Linked DNA regions of Homo sapiens: region 2 is linked to region 1. Evidence: chromatin loops called from intact Hi-C (ENCODE). Cell type or tissue: OCI-LY7. All regions are shown on one strand.

Region 1 (2,500 bases):
CCACGCCCAGCTAATTTTTGTATTTTTAGTAGAGATGGGGTTTAACTATGTTGGCCAGGCTGGTCTGGAACTCCTGACCTTGTGATCCGACCGCCTCGGCCTCCCAAAGTGCTGGGATTACAGGTGTGAGTCGCCGCGCCCGGCAAAAAAAAAAAAAAAAAAAAAACTTTTCAAGAACAAAGTTGATTGAGGTAGGAAGAAACTAAGGAGACACTGTTCAACAGTATTCTAGGCAGGACCTCGCCTAGAATAGCTGAGATTTCTATTTTCTATGTGAGTTCCCCCAGATGACTGTTTCAAACTCTGTCGCGGGTGTGTGCCAATCCTCTTCCCATACCAACACTGTTACTATCTCTTGGTTTCATCTGCCTAAGCAGGGTTTTGGATGGCAGGAGGATGGGGGTGGGGGAAGCAAGGGAAGAACTGGAAGGAAGTGTGACTTTGCGCTATATGTGAGAATTCGCCTTTTTAGGGAAGACCCCTCAAAATCAAGAGACTTATCTGTCAGCCTCCAGATTAATAGCAGGCGAATTAGAAAGGGGGAGTCTTGAGGCTGGGGAGGAAGGAGTGAACTGATTAGGGGTGTATGCAAATTTAGGATCCCGCTTCAGCTCCCAGGAGGAGGGGCTGTCTGCAGCCTTTTCTCCAAAGGATCTCAGATTTATTTATTTTTTTGCTGTTTGTTTTTTTTTTTTTTTTTTTGGTGGGTATTGGTGCTGGAGAAGAGAGGTCCGGTGGGGAAAGAATCCCGGCCCTGGAGATTATATATCCGCCTTCGCATCAGCGGAGCAGGGACGCTGGGAGCGCGCGCGGCCCGCCGGCTAGTCAGTCCCCTGACCCGGAACCGCACTGGTGCCGCCGCTAGCCGGCTGCCCACGTGCCTGCAACAGTGGCCACGTGGGGCCCTGAGGAAACGCCTTTACAAAGGTTTGTCCCCTGCGCTGCCCAGTAGGGAGGAAAACCGGAGGAGAGCGCAGGAGGAAACAGTACCGGCTGGAGGCCGGTCTTGCAGGAGCGGGGGACTGCTGGGGGCGGGGCTTGGTGGTGACCGCTGGCGGGGCGGGGCCTGGGGCTCAGAGGGGTGGGCTTTGGAGATCAGAGGGTCGACGCTGCTTCGTTGCCTGGACTCTGGTTTCCGCCCTGGAGCAAGCCGGGGCCTGGTCGGCAGCTGGGCCGCCATGGAGTCCACGCTGGGCGCGGGCATCGTGATAGCCGAGGCGCTACAGAACCAGCTAGCCTGGCTGGAGAACGTGTGGCTCTGGATCACCTTTCTGGGCGATCCCAAGATCCTCTTTCTGTTCTACTTCCCCGCGGCCTACTACGCCTCCCGCCGTGTGGGCATCGCGGTGCTCTGGATCAGCCTCATCACCGAGTGGCTCAACCTCATCTTCAAGTGGTGAGACAGAGAAGCCCTCCGGCATCCTGGTCCCCACCCCCGAGGGCCCTGAGTCATGTGTAAGCCCTGGTCTCTTTCAGCAACTGTCTCAAGGGCCTTCCCACCCCTACTCTGTAGTCCCTGATTTTTTTTCCCCTTGAGCATCTTTGTGCAGCTTGGACTCAAACCTCAGAGTCCAACCATCCTACTCATTAGACCAGTGTTCTTCAAACTGGTCTGATGGAAAAATCACCTAAGGGGCGTGTCTAAAATGTAAATATCCCATCCTCATCTCACACTTACTAATTTAGAAACTCCAAGGGGTTGGGAATTTATTTTTTATTTTTTATTTTTGGTTTATGGGAATTCATATTTTAACAAATATGGTGATTTAAGTAGTGGAGAGTCCTACCTCTCAACTCACTTTTTCATTCATGTATTCATTCATTTGCTATAATTTTTCAGAAGCATGCTTTGTGCTGGGCATCACGGTAGCTGCTAAGGACAGAGACACCTTGCAGATTAAGGTGTGGTCCCTGGACCATGCCCAACGGCATAGGCAGCACTTGAAAACTGGCTAAAAACGCAGACTCTCAGGCCCCGGGCCAGAGCTACTGAATCAAAATCTGCATTTTAACAAGGTTCCCAGGTGATTCCCTGTGCGTATGCAGTAAAGTTTGGGCTAAAGCACTGCTTTCCAGGGAACACTTTCTCTTCTTTCTCTTTCATTCACCAGTAGACTCTTCACACTGAGACTTAGAAGCCAGGAATCCCAGGGACATGGGTGGAGGCCCTGTGGCCCCTGGGGCTGGGCATGCAGCCACACCTCCCTTCACCTCAGCCTCTGTTGCCAGATCCTCAGCCTGGGGGAAGGAAGGGAGGCTCATAGGAGGTATTTCAATGAGCTGGAATGACTTGCTGAAAAACAACATAGAGTTCCCCTCCCTTCCACTCTTTTCCACGAGGGCCTCATCCTTATGTAAAGGGAACCACAGTGATCTGTTCACTTCTTTCTTGCCTAATTGCCCTTTGCTTTGTGCTCTCCTCTCTCAAAGTCTGTATAAGCCTCCCCCTCTATTCCTTGTCCCCCAAAGATCACAATCTCCTTCAGACACTATTAATGTC
Region 2 (2,500 bases), 260 kb after region 1:
TTGTTAATTGCTCTCTAGAACCTGTGGCATGGAAAGTTCCCCAGATTCTGGCCCCACCTCTGCCTCCAGTATGCAGTGATGGATAATAATAACTTCTTATACCCAGAACGAAGGTCACCAGTGCAAAGTAGCACAGCCAGGAATCAAACCTGGGGACCTCTGAGCCTGTTTCCCCAACAGTACATTGAGGGCCTTGCACTCCATTTCTGGTTTTCTTTTTGTGATGCTCTTAAATAGGATCCTTAGAGATTTGTGGATACACCTGTTTCCTCATCTGAAAATAAGGACGATATCACCTGCTCTGCCTAACGTACAGATTCTTAATATCATGTCTCTGAAAGCTACATGAAGAGTCAATAAACAGTTCTGTGAGACCTGCCAGGGGCCCAGAGCCGCGTGGATCACAGTCCTTACCTTCTCCAGAATGTAAATGCTTTGAAGCTTAGAGAACCATGAGGCCTCATGGGTGTGACCAAAGCAGTGGCCGCTGGAGAGGTTATCCATGGGTGATGGGACACCTCGGGACCTCGTGAAGTCTCTCCCAAGAATGACCGTGGCAGTTCAGGGTGGAGGAGGAGCTTTGACATGCTCCAGAAGCTATGGAGCCCTGACTCAACACGCCCACCCTCGAGGAGCAAGCCTGGAAGGCTGCAGAGGTGGCCACTGGCCTGGCTGACTCAGGCAAGGTTTACATTGGTTATGCACCCAGTGGTCCTTCCAGAGGCAACATGTGGCCCCATGTGGCCATCTGCAGCTTCCTCGCACAGATGGAAAAGCAGAAACTCTCCCTTTTTAACTGTAAAAGGGGAGAAGAAAGTACCAGCTGCAGGGGTGGTTGTGGAGACTGAAGGACCAGTCCTCACCTGATACCCAAGGGGCCAGTTTATTACAAGGCTGAATTTGTCCAAGGCAAGCCCTGGGACAGGGGCAGTGTCCCCTCCAGCTTGAACCCCCAGGGCCTAGGAAGACATCTCTGGGGCTGATGGAGGACTCAAGGGCTTCACCCATGGATGGGACCCCACCAGCACCTCTGAGTCCAGGGCCAGCACTGTCTGCATCTAGAGTAGTCTCCCAAAGCAGGGCCCAGGGCTGCAGAACCACTGAGGCCCCCTACTGCCCAGAGGAAAAGTCCAAATCCCAGGCCCATAGCAAATGTAGTCTGATCTTTTTTTTTTTTTTTTTTTTTTTTTTGAGACGGAGTCTCGCTCTGTCGCCCAGGCTGGACTGCAGACTGCAGTGGCGCAATCTCGGCTCACTGCAAGCTCCGCTTCCCGGGTTCACGCCATTCTCCTGCCTCAGCCTCCCGAGTAGCTGGGACTACAGGCGCCCGCCACCGCGCCCGGCTAATTTTTTGTATTTTTAGTAGAGACGGGGTTTCACCTTGTTAGCCAGGATGGTCTCGATCTCCTGACCTCATGATCCACCTGCCTCGGCCTCCCAAAGTGCTGGAATTACAGGCGTGAGCCACCGCGCCCGGCCTGTAGTCTGATCTTTAATGGATTCTGAGGGTGGAAAGGAGTAGGGGAGTGATGGAGGACTTTATTGGAACAAGTGGAGAAAAGGGAATAAGGTCTGTATGCTAATTACTCTTTTTTTTTTTTGAGACGAAGTCTTGCTCTGTACCACAATGCCCGGCTAATTTTTTTTTGTTTATTTATTTATTTATTTATTTATTTATTTATTTATTTATTTATTTTTGGAGAGACCGGGTTTTCCATGTTGGCCAGGCTGGTCTCAAACTCCTGACCTCAGGTGATCCACCCACCTTGGCCTCCCAAAGTGCTGGGATTTCAGGCATGAGCCACCATGCCTGGCCTCCCAGGTTCAAGCAATTCTCCTGTCTCAGCCTCCCGAGTAGCTGGGATTACAGGTATGCACCACCATGCCTGGCCAATTTTTGTATTCTCAGTAGAGACAGGGTTTTGCAATGTAGGCCGGGCTGGTCTTGAACTACTGACTTCAGGTGATCCACCCACCTCGGCCTCCCAAAGTGCTGGAATTATAGGCGTGAGCCACAGCACCTGGCCAATATTACTTTATCAGTGTTAAAATTTCTGGAGTGATAACAATACTGTGATTTTGTAGGAGAATGCCCTGTTCTTAGGAAACACATACTGTAGTGTTTAGGGATGAATAAAGTGTTGTGATGTCTGTAACTTAGTCCTAAATGGCTCAGCAAAAAAAGAAGCCAGGCATGGTAGCTCATGCCTGTAATGGAGGCTGAGGCAGCAGGAGGATCGCTTGAGCCCAGGAGTTTGAGACCAGCCTGGGCAACATAGGGAGACCCTGTCTCTTATAAAAAACAAAAAAAAAATTAACTGGGTGTGGTGTTGTGCACCTGTAGTCTCAGCTACTTGGGAGGCTGAGGTGGGAGGATTGCTTGAGCCCATGAGGTGGAGGCTACAGTGAGCAGTGATTGTGCCACTGCACTCCAGCCTGGGTGACAGAGCAAGATCTTATCTCAAAAAAAAAAAAAAAAAAAAAGCCAGTGTAGCAAAAT

The links. Hi-C counts contacts between places; a loop is a spot of excess contacts. Peaks named below come from ENCODE experiments on the same cell type or tissue, not always from the same donor. Only the 100,000 strongest peaks of a DNase experiment are listed, where the experiment ranks them.
Region 2: a loop joins it to region 1, with 2.5 times the contacts of the local background. A loop is called at or near these places in 6 of 110 quality-filtered maps.

What each region holds. Positions count from the first base shown.
Region 1 is chr17:44,069,788-44,072,287 of GRCh38, forward strand. G6PC3 (glucose-6-phosphatase catalytic subunit 3) reads left to right here and starts at 948. Exons shown (of 6, transcript NM_138387.4): 1 at 948-1,396. The coding sequence starts at 1,179. RefSeq lists enhancers at 1-290, 291-1,217, 1,235-1,474, 1,595-1,644, 2,145-2,500. In OCI-LY7, no CTCF peak of the experiment used is centred here; DNase peaks (open chromatin) are centred at 964 and 1,384; H3K4me3 peaks cover 2,314 bases; H3K27ac peaks cover 2,205 bases.
Region 2 is chr17:44,328,056-44,330,555 of GRCh38, forward strand. No RefSeq gene overlaps it. Among named protein-coding and RNA genes, the nearest start is that of SLC25A39, 4.5 kb to the left of the region's middle. In OCI-LY7, CTCF peaks have their summits at 1,079 (motif pointing left) and 1,322; DNase peaks (open chromatin) are centred at 226, 636 and 1,096; H3K4me3 peaks cover 1,150 bases; H3K27ac peaks cover 1,634 bases.